Linked DNA regions of Homo sapiens: region 1 is linked to region 2. A link is an interaction called in ENCODE POLR2A ChIA-PET data of the cell type or tissue named here. Cell type or tissue: PC-3. All regions are shown on one strand.

Evidence for each region. ChIA-PET counts read pairs that join two places held together with the same protein. Peaks named below come from ENCODE experiments on the same cell type or tissue, not always from the same donor. Only the 100,000 strongest peaks of a DNase experiment are listed, where the experiment ranks them.
Region 1: POLR2A ChIA-PET joins it to region 2 with 6 read pairs; 2 of 35 experiments call an interaction of 5 or more read pairs at or near these places.

The regions. Positions count from the first base shown.
Region 1 is chr12:46,613,793-46,621,792 of GRCh38, forward strand. The region is part of intron 3 of SLC38A4-AS1 (SLC38A4 antisense RNA 1); the gene reads left to right. Among named protein-coding and RNA genes, the nearest start is that of SLC38A4, 210 kb to the right of the region's middle. RefSeq lists an enhancer at 4,120-4,620. In PC-3, no CTCF peak of the experiment used is centred here; no DNase peak of the experiment used is centred here.
Region 2 is chr12:46,994,436-47,002,435 of GRCh38, forward strand. No RefSeq gene overlaps it. Among named protein-coding and RNA genes, the nearest start is that of PCED1B, 81 kb to the right of the region's middle. In PC-3, no CTCF peak of the experiment used is centred here; a DNase peak (open chromatin) is centred at 4,716; H3K27ac peaks cover 1,513 bases.

The DNA of each region.
Region 1 (8,000 bases), 380 kb before region 2:
CTGTACCCAGTGCTTTATCCATGCTGGTACATAGTAAATGAATGTTGAACAAATGAATGAAACAAAGCCAGCTCCTTATCAGGTTTGGATAAAATATTGGCTGCTTGTTTTTGTAGGTCACCAGAAAATGAACCGAAAACAAAATAAATTTACTAGTTAAGATGCATTCTTAAATAATTCTTTTTCAAAATTATTCTAAAAAATATTTATCCCCCAAAGTTCTTAGAGCTGAATAAGACTACATGTCTTTAATTCTTTTTTTTTTTTTTTTGAGATGGAGTCTTGCTCTGTCGTCACCCAGGCCGGAGTGCAGTGGCTCAGTGGCTAGATCTCAGCTCACTGCAAGATCCACCTCCTGGGTTCACGCCATTCTCCTGCCTCAGCCTCCCGAGTAGCTGGGACTACAGGTGCCTGCAACCATGCCTGGCTAATTTTTTGTATTTTTAGTAGAGACGGGGTTTCACCGTGTTAGCCAGGATGGTCTCAATCTCCTGACCTCGTGATCCACCCACCTTGGCCTCCCAACGTGCTGGAATTACAGGCGTGAGCCACCACGCCTGGCCCTTTCATTCTTTTACTTGACTCTATCCCATATTTATACCCTCTCTAATATTTCAGTTGTGATCCTCAGAGGTAAGTATCCCATTTTCCCACTTTATAGACTAGGAAACTGAGGCGTATGCAAAAGTAACTTCAGAAAAAGGTACATAATTGCACAACAGAATTTCCCTTAAAGTATGATCTTCCAATACTAGTAATGTGCCCTTGAATCAATAATTTTTTAAAAAATACACAGTAAACATTGAATTTTCTTAAGAGTTCAATTCTTCCTAAATTCATCTATAGATTCAATATATTCCAAATCAAACTGTCAGCATGCTAGTTTTTAGAAATTCAGAAGCTAATTATAAAATATATATGAAAATGCAAATTACTGAATAAATTTAAAAAGAAGAACAAAGTTGGTGGTCTTATGTTACCCAATTTCAAGACTTTATATAGTGTTAAATAATCAAGACTGTATGGTAGTAGTGGAAGGGTAGATATATAGATGCATGGAACAGAAAAACCCAGAAATAGACTCTTATATTTATGATCAGTTGATTTTTTACAAAGATGGAAATTTGATGGGGAAAAGAAAGTTTTCAACAAGTGATGGTGGAGCAACTGGATGTTTGTAAGGAAACAATGAATCTTGATTCTTACCTCAGATACAAAATGAATGTTGTCATTCATTCAAGAGATAATGAGTGTGCCAGGTGAGAGGGGGTCTTGTTGGATAATCTCCAACAAGTCTGCCCACTGGGAGGAATGCACATGGGGGTGGAACCTTGGGAAGTTTGTGCCATTTGCAGTGGGGAAGAGCCCGGCCCCTCCTCTTCCTGTGTGGAACCTGGGACTCAAGCTGCGTGTGGCAAGTACTCTAGCAGGGACTCTGGCCTTGCGAGAGTCCCTGTTTGCCCCTTTTCTTCCTTTTCACCTAATAAAACCCTGTCCTACTCATCATTCAAATTGTCTGTGAGCCTGAATTTTCATGGCCATGGGACAAAGAAGCTCATCTTTAGCTGAACTAAGGAAAGGTCCTGCAAAAGGATTTCCTATGTACCAGCAAAAATGGATGGTAAATGTAAATTTAAGAACCAAAATGATAAAAATTCTAGAGGAAAACATAGGAGAAAATTTCTATGTTCTTGAAGAAGGCAAAGAGTTCTTAAATGCCCAAATAATGAACCATTAAAGAAACAATGATAAAATGGACTTTGTCAAAATTAAAATCTTTTGCTCTTCAAAAGACACCTTTAGAAAAATAAAAAGGCAAGCCATGGAATTGGAGAAAATTGTTGCAATGTTACGTGTTAGTTATCTATTGCTCTATAAAAAATTACCCACAAAACTTAGAAACTTGAAACAACAAACAATTATTATCTCACAGTTTCTGTGGGCCAAAATCTGGGAAATGGCAATTAAGCTGTTGGCTGGGATAAAGTCATCTAAAGACTGAATTTGGGGAAGATCCGCTTTCAGGCCCTCTTATGTGGCTACTGGTAGAAGATCCAGAAGATTACCTCAGTTTCTGGACACATGAGCCTCCCATAAGGCCTCTTGTCTGTCCTCAGGACATGGCAGCTCCCTTCTCCTTGAGTGAGTAGCTGAAGAGAGAGAAGTGAGTGAGTGCACTAAAGATGGCAGCTGCGGTCATTTTATCATCTACTCTCTGGAGCAACATCCCATAACTCTGTGATGTTCTATTTGTTAGAAGTGAGTCCTTAAATCCAGCCCATATAAAAGGGAAGCTGAATTAAGCTCTACCTCTTGAGTGGATGAGTATCCAAGAATTTGTACACATAACTATAAAACCACCAGAGTATATAGCTTACAAAAAAGTTTGTATACAGAATAGACAGAGAACACTACAACTCTATAATAAGAAATTCTATGAAAATGGTAAAATCGTGGAATAGACACTTTCAAATGAAGATATTCTTACGTTTAATAAACACAAGAAAAGATGCTCAACATCATTGGTCATCAGAGAAATGTAAATGAAAACCACTATATGTCTACCAGAATGGTTAAAATTAAAAAGACTGAAAACTTTGACTAAATGCTGGCAAGCATGTCGAGGCATTGGAATGCAGCATTGCTGGTGGGAATGTAAAAGAGTGTAACCACTTTGGAAGATGTCAATTTTTTAAAAGTTGAACATACGCTTTACATACACCCTAACCATCCCACTCTGAGGTATTTACCCAAGAAAAATGAAAACATATGACAGCATAAAAGTTTGTATACATATATTCACAGTAATTTTATTTGCTGTAGCTATAAGAACTGGAAATAACCCAAATGTCTTTCAACAGGTAATGGAGAGACAAAACGTGGTGCAGCCATATAAGGGGGTACTACCCAGCAATACAAAGGAATGAGCTACTAACACACAAAACATCATGAAGGAATCTCAAAATCATCATGCTAAGGGAAGGAATTCAGACACAAAGGAATCTATCTGAATATGAATTTAGTTATATAAAATTGTAGAACACACAAGCTAATCAATAGCAACCAATGCAGATCAGTTTTTGCCTTGGGGTGTGGGTAGAGGGAATAATAGAGTACAAGGGAACAGAGGGTATCTTTTGGGGATGGTAGAAATCTTCTGTTTTTTGACCATTGGAGTGGTTTCAAGAGTGTACACATCTCTCAAAACTTCTTAATTTGTGTACCTTAAATAAATGGAGTTTTCCGAATACAAATTATAATCCCAATAAAGTTGACTTTAAGCAGGGGAGTGGAGGAGAAACTAAAAGTCAATAATTTTTCATCTTTAAAACTGTTGAATGTCACTTTGTATGAGTACATTCACCATTTGTGTAACCTGTGAGTTGGTGAGGCATTTGAATGACCTGATTAGCAGTGTTTTTGTCTGTGAAATGTGTGTATTTGGCAGAGTTGTAATCAGGCAGGAGAGGGACAGAGGGTTTGTCATGATGCATTAGGACATCTCTGAGGTTCCTCCCGTTGTTGCATAATTCTGTCTTCTGTCCCTACGTGGACAAGAGCCCAGGCCTTGTAATTCAACAGACATGCATTCAATTCCAGCTCAGCTATTTCTAGCAGTGTGACCCTGGGCCAGTTACTAAGTTTCAGTTTCATCAGAGGTAAAATAAGGATAATATACTTACATAGAAATGAGCTGTCATGAGTGGAGCCAAGATGGCCAAATAAGAACAGCTCCGGTCTACAGCTCCCAGCGTGAGTGATGCAGAAGATGGGTGATTTCTGCATTTCCATCTGAGGTACCGGGTTCATCTCACTAGGGAGTGCCAGACAGTGGGCACAGGACAGTGGGTGCAGCGCACCATGCACGAGCCGAAGCAGGGTGAGGCATTGCCTCACTTGGGAAGCACAAGGGGTCAGGGAGTTCCCTTTCCTAGTCAAAGAAAGGGGTGACAGACGGCACCTGGAAAATCGGGTCACTCCCACCCCAATACTGCACTTTTCCAATGGGCTTAAACGGTGCACCAGGAGATTATATCCCGCACCTGGCTCAGAGGGTCCTACACCCATGGAGCCTCGCTGATTGCTAGCACAGCAGTCTGAGATCAAACTGAAAGGTGGCAGCGAGGCTGGGGGAGGGGCGCCCGCCATTGCCCGGGCTTGCTTAGGTAAACAAAGCAGGCGGGAAGCTCGAACTGGGGGGAGCCCACCACAGCTCAAGGAGACCTGCCTGCCTCTGTAGGCTCCACCTCTGGGGGCAGGGCACAGACAAACAAAAAGACAGCAGTAATCTCTGCAGACTTAAATGTCCCTTCCTGACAGCTTTGAAGAGAGCAGTGGTTCTCCCAGCACGCAGCTGGAGATCTGAGAATGGGCAGACTGCCTCCTCAAGTGGGTCCCTGACCCCTGACCCCCGAGCACCCTAACTGGGAGGCACCCCCCAGTAGGGGCAGACTGACACCTCACAAGGCCGTGTACTCCTCTGAGACAAAACTTCCAGAGGAATGATCAGACAGCAGCATTCGCGGTTCACGAAAATCCGCTGTTCTGCAGCCACTGCTGCTGGTAGCCAGGCAAACAGGGTCTGGAATGGACCTCTACCAAACTCCAACAGACTTGCAGCTGAGGGTCCTGTCTGTTAGAAGGAAAACTAACAAACAGAAAGGACATCCACACCAAAAACCCATCTGTACATCACCATCATCAAAGACCAAAAGTAGATAAAACCACAAAGATGGGGAAAAAACAGAGCAGAAAAACTGGAAACTCTAAAAAGCAGAGTGCCTCTCCTCCTCCAAAGGAACCCAGCTCCTCACCAGCAATGGAACAAAGCTGGACGGAGAATGACTTTGACGAATTGAGAGAAGAAGGCTTCAGATGATCAAACTACTCCGAGCTTCAGGAGGAAATTCAAACCAAAGGCAAAGAAGTTGAAAACTTTGAAAAAAATTTAGATGAATGTATAACTAGAATAACCAATACAGAGAAGTGCTTAAAGGAGCTGATGGAGCTGAAAGCCAAGGCTCGAGAACTACATGAAGAATGCAGAAGCCTCAGGAGCCAATGCAATCAACTGGAAGAAAGAGTATCAGTGACGGAAGATGAAATGAATGAAATGAAGCGAGAAGGGAAGTTTAGAGAAAAAAGAATAAAAAGAAACAAACAAAGCCTCCAAGAAAAATGGGACTATGTGAAAAGACCAAATCTACGTCTGATTGGTGTACCTGAAAGTGACGGAGAGAATGGAACCAAGTTGGAAAACACTTTGCAGGATATTATCCAGGAGAACTTCCGCAATCTAGCAAGGCAGGCCAACGTTCAGATTCAGGAAATACAGAGAACACCACAAAGATACTCCTCAAGAAGAGCAACTCCAAGACACATAATTATCAGATTCACCAAAGTTGAAATGAAGGAAAAAATGTTAAGGGCAGCCAGAGAGAAAGGTCGGGTTACCCTCAAAGGGAAGCCCATCAGACTAACAGCGGATCTCTTGGCAGAAACTCTACAAGCCAGAAGAGAGTGAGGGCCAATATTCAACATTCTTAAAGAAAAGAATTTTCAACCCAGAATTTCATATCCAGCCAAACTAAGCTTCATAAGTGAAGGAGAAATAAAATACTTTACAGACAAGCAAATGCTGAGAGATTTTGTCACCACCAGGCCTGCCCTAAAAGAGCTCCTGAAGGAAGCACTAAACATGGAAAGGAACAACCGGTACCAGCCACCGCAAAATCATGCCAAATTGTAAAGACCATCGAGGCTAGGAAGAAACTGCATCAACTAACGAGCAAAATAACCAGCTAACATCTTAATGACAGGATCAAATTCACACATAACAATATTAACTTTAAATGTAAATGGACTAAATGCTCCAATTAAAAGACACAGACTGGCAGATTGGATAAAGAGTCAAGACCCATCAATGTGCTGTATTCAGGAAACCCATCTCACGTGCAGAGACACACATAGGCTCAAAATAAAGGGATGGTGGAAGATCTACCAAGCAAATGGAAAACAAAAAAAGGCAGGGGTTGCAATCCTAGTCTCTGATAAAACAGACTTTAAACCAACAAAGATCAAAAGAGACAGAAGGCCATTACATAATGGTAAAGGGATCAATTCAACAAGGAGAGCTAACTATCCTAAATATATATGCACCCAATACAGGAGCACCCAGATTCATAAAGCAAGTCCTGAGTGACCTACAAAGAGACTTAGACTCCCACACAATAATAATGGGAGACTTTAACACCCCACTGTCAACATTAGACAGATCAGTGAGACAGAAAATTAACAAGGATACCCAGGAATTGAACTCAGCTCTGCACCAAGCGGACCTAATAGACATCTACAGAACTCTCCACCCCAAATCAACAGAATATACATTTTTTCAGCACCACACCACACCTATTCCAAAATTGACCACATAGTTGGAAGTAAAGCACTCCTCAGCAAATGTAAAAGAACAGAAATTATAACAAACTGTCTCTGAGACCACAGTGCAATCAAACTAGAACTCAGGATTAAGAAACTCATTCAAAACTGCTCAACTACATGGAAACTGCACAACCTGCTCCTGAATGACTACTGGGTACATAACAAAATGAAGGCAGAAATAAAGATGTTCTTTGAAATCAACAAGAACAGAGACACAACATACCAGAATCTCTGGGACACATTCAAAGCAGTGTGTAGAGGGAAATTTATAGCACTAAAAGCCCACAGGAGAAAGCAGGAAAGATCCAAAATTGACACCCTAACATCACAATTAAAACAACTAGAAAAACAAGAGCAAACACATTCAAAAGCTAGCGGAAGGCAAGAAATAACTAAAATCAGAGCAGAACTGAAGGAAATAGAGACACAAAAAACCCTTCAAAAAATTAATGAATCCAGGAGCTGCTTTTTTGAAAGGATCAACAAAGTTGGTAGACCGCTAGCAAGACTAATAAAGAAGAAAAGAGAGAAGAATCAAATGGACGCTATAAAACATGATAAAGGGGATATCACCACTGATCCCACAGAAATACAAACTACCATCAGAAAATACTACAAACACCTCTACACAAATAAACTAGAAAATCTAGAAGAAATGGATAAATTCCTCAACACATACACCCTCCCAAGACTAAACCAGGAAGAAGTTGAATCTCTGAATAGACCAATAACAGGCTCTGAAATTGTGGCAATAATCAATAGCTTACCAACCAAAAAGAGTCTAGGACCAGATGGATTCACGGCCGAATTCTACCAGAGGTACAAGGAGGAACTGGTACCATTCCTTCTGAAACTATTCCAATCAATAGAAAAAGAGGGAGTTCTCCCTAACTCATTTTATGAGGCCAGAATCATCCTGATACCAAAGCCTGGCAGAGACACAACCAAAAGAGAGAATTTTAGACCAATATCCTTAATGAACATTGATGCAAAAATCCTCAATAAAATACTGGCAAACCGAATCCAGCAGCACATCAAACAGCTTATCCACCATGATCAAGTGGGCTTCATCCCTGGGATGCAAGGCTGGTTCAATATACACAAATCAATAAATGTAATCCAGCATATAAACAGAACCAAAGACAAAAACCACATGATTATCTCAATAGATGCAGAAAAGGCCTTTGACAAAATTCAACAACCCTTCATGCTAAAAACTCTCAATGAATTAGGTATTGATGGGACGTATCTCAAAATCAGAAGAGCTATTTATGACAAACCCACAGCCAATATCATACTGAATGGGCAAAAACTGGAAGCATTCCCTTTGAAAACTGGCACAAGACAGGGATGCCCTCTCTCACCACTCCTATTCAACATAGTGTTGGAAGTTCTGGCCAGGGCAATTAGGCAGGAGAAGGAAATAGACTGTATTCAATTAGGAAAAGAGGAAGTCAAATTGTCCCTGTTTGCAGGTGACATGATTGTATATCTAGAAAACCCCATTGTTTCAGCCCCAAATCTCCTTAAGCTGATAAGCAACTGCAGCAAAGTCTTAGGAT
Region 2 (8,000 bases):
GCACCAAGCAGACCTAATAGACATCTACAGAACTCTCCATCCCAAATCAATAGAATATACATTTTTTTCAGCACCACACCACACCTATTCCAAAATTGACCACATAGTTGGAATTAAAGCACTCCTCAGCAAATGTAAAAGAACAGAAATTATAACAAACTGTCTCTCAGACCACAGTGCAATCAAACTAGAACTCAGGATTAAGAAACTCACTCAAAACCACGCAACTACATGGAAACTGAACAACCTGCTCCTGAATGACTACTGGGTACATAATGAAATGAAGGCAGAAATAAAGATGTTCTTTGAAACCAACGAGAACAAAGACACAACATACCAGAATATCTGGGACACGTTCAAAGCAGTGTGTAGAGGGAAATTTATAGCACTAAATGCCCACAAGAGACAGCAGGAAAGATCCAAAATTGACACCCTAACATCACAATTAAAAGAACTAGAAAAGCAAGAGCAAACACATTCAAAAGCTAGCAGAAGGCAAGAAATAACTAAAATCAGAGCAGAACTGAAGGAAATAGAGACACAAAAAACCGTTCAAAAAATTAATGAATCCAGGAGCTGGTTTCTTGAAAAGATCAACAAAATTGATAGACCGCTAGCAAGACTAATAAAGAAGAAAAGAGAAAAGAATCAAATAGACGCAATAAAAAATGATAAAGCAGATATCACACCAATCCCACAGAAATACAAACTACCGTCAGAGAATACTACAAACACCTCTATGCAAATAAACTAGAAAATCTAGAAGAAATGGATAAATTCCTCGACACATACACCCTCCCAAGACTAAACCAGGAAGAAGTTGAATCTCTGAATAGACCAATAACAGGCTCTGAAATTGAAGCAATAATCAATAGTTTACCAACCAAAAAGAGTCCAGGACCAGACGGATTCACAGCCGAATTCTACCAGAGGTACAAGGAGGAGCTGGTACCATTCCTTCTGAAACTATTCCAATCAATAGAAAAAGAGGGAATCCTCCCTAACTCATTCTATGAGGCCAGCATCATCCTCATAGCAAAGCCTGGCAGAGACACAACAAAAAAACAGAATTTTAGACCAATATCCTTGATGAACCTTGATGCAAAAATCCTCAATAAAATACTGGCAAACCAAATCCAGCAGCACATCAAAAAGCTTATTCACCATGATCAAGTGGGCTTCATCCCTGGGATGCAAGGCTGGTTCAACATACGCAAATCAATAAATGTAATCCAGCATATAACAGAACCAAAGACAAAAACCACATGATTATCTCAATAGATGCAGAAAAGGCCTTTGACAAAATTCAACAACTCTTCATGCTAAAAACTCTCAATAAATTAGGTATTGATGGGACATATCTCAAAATAATAAGAGCTATTTATGACAAACCCACAGCCAATATCATACTGAATGGGCAAAAACTGGAAGCATTCCCTTTGAAAACTGGCACAAGACAAGGATGCCCTCTCTCACCACTCCTATTCAACATAGTGTTGGAAGTTCTGGCCAGGGCAATCAGGCAGGAGAAGGAAATAAAGGGTATTCAATTAGGAAAAGAGGGAGTCAAATTGTCCCTGTTTGCAGATGACATGATTGTATATCTAGAAAACCCCATCGTCTCAGGCCAAAATCTCCTCAAGCTGATAAGCAACTTCAGCAAATTCTCAGGATACAAAATCAATGTACAAAAATCACAAGCATTCTTATACACCAATAACAGACAAACAGAGAGCCAAATCATGAGTGAACTCCCATTCACAATTGCTTCAAAGAGAATAAAATACCTAGGAATCCAACTTACAAGGGATGTGAAGGACCTCTTCAAGGAGAACTACAAACCACTGCTCAAGGAAATAAAAGAGGATACAAACAAATGGAAAAACATCCCATGCTCATGGGTTGGAAGAATCAATATCGTGAAAATGGTCATACTGTCCAAGGTAATTTATAGATTCAATGACACTCCCATCAAGCTACCAATGACTTTCTTCACAGAATTGGAAAAAACTACTTTAAAGTTCATATGGAACCAAAAAAGAGCCCACATCACCAGGTCAATCCTAAGCCAAAAGAAAAAAGCCAGAGGTATCATGCTACCTGACTTCAAACTATACTACAAGGCTACAGTAACCAAAACAGCATGGTACTGGTACCAAAACAGAGATATAGATCAATGGAACAGAACAGAGCCCACAGAAATAATGCCGCATATCTACAACTACCTGATCTTTGACAAACCTGAGAAAAACAAGCAACGGGGAAAGGATTCCCTATTTAATAAATGGTGCTGGGAAAACTGGCTAGCCATATGTAGAAAGCTGAAACTGGATCCCTTCCTTATACCTTATACAAAAATTAATTCAAGATGGATTAAAGACTGAAATGTTAGACCTAAAACCATAAAAACCCTAGAAGAAAACCTAGGCAATACCATTCAGGACACAGGCATGGGCAAGGACTTCATGTCTAAAACACCAAAAGCAATGGCAACAAAAGCCAAAATTGACAAATGGGATCTAATTCAACTAAAGAGCTTCTGCACAGCAAAAGAAACTACCATCAGAGTGAACAGGCAACCTACAGAATGGGAGAAAATTTTCACAACTTACTAATCTGACAAAGGGCTAATATCCAGAAGCTACAATGAACTCAAACAAATTTACAAGAAAAAAACAAACAACCCTGTCAAAAAGTGGGCAAAGGATATGAACAGACACTTCTCAAAAGAAGACATTTATGCAGCCAAAAAACACATGAAAAAATGCTCGTCATTACTGGCCATCAGAGAAATGCAAATCAAAACCACAGTGAGATACCATCTCACACCAGTTAGAATGGCAATCATTAAAAAGTCAGGAAACAACAGGTGCTGGAGAGGATGTGGAGAAATAGGAACACTTTTACACTGTTGGTGGGACTGTAATATAGTTCAACCATTGTGGAAGTCAGTGTGGCGATTCCTCAGGGATCTAGAACTAGAAATACCATTTGACCCAGCCATCCCATTACTGCATATATACTCAAAGGACTATAAATCATGCTGCTATAAAGACACATGCACACTTATGTTTATTGAGGCACTATTCACAATAGCAAAGACTTGGAACCAACCCAAATGTCCAACAACGATAGACTGGATTAAGAAAATGTGGCACATATACACCATGGAATACTATGCAGCCATAAAAAATGATGAGTTCATGTCCTTTGTAGGGACATGCATGAAATTTAAAATCATCATTCTCAGCAAACTATTGCAAGGACAAAAAACCAAACACCGCATGTTCTCACTCATAGGTGGGAATTGAACAATGAGGACACATGGACACAGGAAGGGGAACATCACACTCCAGGGAAAGTTGTGGGGTGGGGGGAGGGGGGAGGGATGGCATTAGGAGATATACCTAATGCTAAATGACGAGTTAATGGGTGTAGCACACCAACATGGCACATGTATACATATGTAACAAACCTGCACATTGTGCACATGTACCCTAAAACTTAAAGTATCATAATAATAATAATAATTAAAAATGAAAGGCAGAGATTGTCAGATTGGATTAAAACAGAAAAATGCAAGTATATGCTGCCTAAAAGAAACACGCTTTAAATATAGAGACACAAATAGCTTAACAGTAAAAAGATGGGAAAAGATACACCATGTTAACATAGTCAAAAGATAGCTGGAGAGGCTATATTAATATCAAAGTAGATTTCAGAGCACAGATTATTACCTGAGATAAAGAGGGTCATTTCATATTAGTTAAGTGGTTAGTTTAAGAGAATACAATCCTAAATAATTACACACTAATAATAGAGTTCCAAAATACTTGAAAAAAAATCAAGGATAGAGAAATCCACAATTACAGCTAAAGATTCGAACAACACTACAAACCAATTTTATCTAATTGACATTTGTATAATACTGCACCTATCATCAACAGAATAGACGTTTTTTTCAAGTGCATACAGAACATTTACCAAGATATATTCTGGGCCATATAACAAGTCTCAATAGATTTTAAATTACTCAAATTGTATGATGTGTGTTCTCTGTTTACAACAGAATTAAATTTCTAAAATAAGCAACAGAAACATATCTGGAAAATCTTCAAATATCTGAAAGTTAAATAACACACTTCTAAATACCCCATGTTATAAACAAGAAATCAAAAAGAAAATTAGAAGGTATTTTGAACTGAATGAGAATGAAAGGACAGCATACAAAATTTGTTGGAGGCAGCTGAGGTAGTATTTAGCTTATGTAGCTTGAGGTATTATTTAGCTCAGTTTATGAAGAAATAATTTAAATTATTTTTACAGACATGACTGTCCTTGGAGAAAATTTTATAGAATAAACAAAAATGCCATGACAGTTGTTTTTCTTTTCTTTTTTTTTTTTTTTTTAAATCTTCAGGGGGGTAAATTTTAAGACCTCCAGTGGATGTCTGAAACCTCAGATGGTACCGAACTATATATACTACATGTACGCTACCTTTTTCCAGTGTAAACATACCTAAGATAAAATTTAATTTATAAATTAGTCACAGTAAGAGATTAACAACAGCTAATGTTAAAATAGAACAATTAAGTAAAATAAGGGTTACTTGAACTGTGATACTACTGAAATACCACAACAGTTGATCTTGTAAATGAGATGGTTACTAAGTGACTAATAAGTAAGGAGCGAATACATTTGGACAAAGGAATGATTCAACTTCTGAGCAGAATGGAGTGGGATGGCAAGAGATTTTATCACACTACTCAGAACAGCGCACACTTCAAAATTCATAAACTCTTTATTTCTGTAATTTTCCATTTTTGAACCACAGTTGACCTTAGGTAACTGAAACCATACAAAGTGAAGAATAAGGGGGGACTACGGTATAGCTACTATGTGAGTTTAGCAAGGTTGCAAGATACAAGACCAATGTACCAAAGTCAATTGCATTTCTATACACTAGTGATGAACACTATTAAAGTGAAATTCTTAAAAAATAATGCTGTTCCCCTTAGCATGAAGAGAATATTTAGAGATAACTATGACAAGTAAAAGATCTGTACTCTGAAAACTATAAAATAGTACTGATCAAAAAATAAAGATGTAAATAAATGGAGAGATATTCCCTGTTCATGAATAGGAAGATTGAATATTGTTAAGGTTTCAGTTCTTCCCAAATTGAACTATAAAATTAATGCAATGCCAAGCAAAGTCTTAGCGAGCTTGTTTTGTAGAAATCAACAAGCTAATTCTAAAATTCATATGAAAATACAAAGGACTTTGAATAGCCAAAACAACTTTGAAAAAGAATAGCAAAGTCAAAAACTTTAACTATTTGATTTCCAGATTTATTATAAGTCTATAGTAATCAAGGCAATGTGGTATTAGCATCAAAATAGATTTAAAAAATCAATGAAACAGAATAAAAAGTCCAGAAATAGACCCACACATGTAATCAATTGATTTTTGACAAAGTTGCAAAGGCAATCCAGTGGAGAAATGATAATCTATTCAGCAAGGAGTGCTGGCACAACTGACTAACCACATGCAAAAAAAGTCTTCAAATGAACTTTTAATTATTCCTTGCACCATATACAAAAATTACTTCAAAATGGATGATAAACTGTAAAACCTAAAAGTATATAACTTTTTAAAAACTGGAGAAAATTTTTGTGATTTGGGCTATACAAAGATTTCTAGGGTATAACAGCAAAAACACAGTGCATAAAATAAGAAATTGATTAGTTAGTTGATGGTCACTAACTATCCCTGCCAGTATTCATAGATTAATCGCTAGAAGTAGATGAATATTGACAAATTATCCTCCAGAAATGTGTCATCACTAACAGAGTATGAGTGTCTATTTCACTGTCATATTTTCTATATTGGATAATATAATTCAACAGATATTTGCCAATATAAAAGGCCCTTTATCAGGTACCTTATTGTTTCTTTAGTTTGTCTTTATTATTATAAAAGTAATAAAGTGATTTTGTAAAAATAATAAAAAGTGATTCTATGTGTATGTTTATTACCCACTGGTGTTTCTTCTTTTGTCAAATGTCATTTCATGCCAAAGATTAAAATGACAATGGCGAGCTCCAACACAACGGTTGACCTTCCAGAGGTAGGAGATGAAATAGCAGAGAGTTTCATGAACTAGACCTCCAGGCTTTCCCTGTCTATATTTACTCCATGCAGTAAGCTAAGGACACTTCATTAATTTCTGCAATAAAAACCTTTTAGGCTATTTTGGGCAAATACTCTGATTTTCTGCCCTGTCTCTGCTGACACTCCAAGGTGTCATCCAGGTATACAGCAGGTAGAAGGCCTTATTGATCTCAGGAAGAGGGAATGGTGGAAATTGGGTATTTACTCAGCCCCTTGAACTGCCCTCTGTCCACTTTGGTATGCACAATGATGTCCCTCCCTTGGCTGCTTGCTTCTCCCAGTGCCTGTAGCTGATGCACCATTGGCTTTGGGCTTGATTTGGGATGGTGGTCCTCTCTGTGACTTTGTCCCCATTATAGCTACAGGCCCCTGCATTGTGGTTTTGATTCCTATTTGGTTGCTGGCTGAGGCAGTCCACCCTGCAGTCTGGACTTGCTGTCACTTCATTGTACTGCCATAGCCCACCCTGGTCTACTTCTGAGTTATGCTTTCAACCAACTTCCATGTCCCAATTCCATATTCCATGTCTCACAGGAACCAAGACAGATCAGAGTTAGGAATCTTTTCTCTCACTAACTGTGCTTATAGACACCATTACTCTGATGCAGCTTGAGAAGCATTCACTGTTAGGGGTCGCAGATGTTACCTGGAACAAAGTCTGCTCTCACCATATCCCTGAAAATACCTAACATATTCTCATGTTGTGGAAAGTCAGTGGCAGGGAGAACTCATAACCCAGCTATTTAGCCACACATCTTCCCTACCTACATCCCCCTTCCTCTTCCCACAATCTCCGAGACCAGGAAAAAAGCACACTTTCAAACTTCTCAAGATTAAAGCTCTATGATCCATTCTGATATGTCAAAGGAGGAGCTCTATCACATAGAAATTTCTCTTTCTCTCAACAAAGCCCAGTTTTTAAAATCATTATCTAAAGATGCGAGAAAAGTCATCTGGTTTGAGACTCAATGCTGATTGGTGATTTTCTTATTTATTAATTAATACATTCAAGAAATATTTCTTGTGAAAATTACTTCTCAGGTGTGGAAATGCAATGGCATACAAGGAAAAAAAAGGTCTTGACCTCATAGAGTTTAAATTCTAGTACAGAAGACATACAATGTAATAATCAAATCCAGTTTGTAAGTTTTATGAAAATAAAGCAGGGTAAAGTGACAGAGAAAAATAGAATAAGAGAGGATATAGGTGTTATTTTCAAAAAGTAATCCAACAAATTTCTCTGTGAAATAAAATCTAACCTGCCACCTGTATGAGGTGAAGGAAGGATCCAAGAACAAGACTAGAGAGTTTCCAGGCACAGGGACCAAAGGCTTTGGGGTGGGAACCTGCTTGAAGAGTCCAAGGACTGGCAGGAGGTTAGAACAGAGCTAGAACAGAGAGTGAGAAAGTAGAGATGGTTACAGATAAAGTCCAAGAGACAGGTAGGGGCCAGATCATGTTGAACTTTGTAGGTTAGCTGTTTCAACGTGTCGTCTGGGGAACCAGAGGGATCCCTGATATCCTCAGGGGTTCCATAAGGTCCTCCTTTTCCCAAATACTTTTTTCTACCAGGTTGAATTTTCTTCATATAGTTCAATCAAAACAATGTATTGCAACAGATTGAATGCAGAAGAAAATATGAAAATCCAGCTGTCTTTTATTAAACCAAATATTCAAGAGATTTGCAAAAATGTAAAACAATGTCATTCTCCTCACTGTATTATTTTTGTTTTTGAAAATATATATTTTTTCACGCCAGGTGCAGTGGCTCACACCTGTAATCACGGCATTTTGGGAGGCCAAGACAGGCAGATCACTTGAGCCC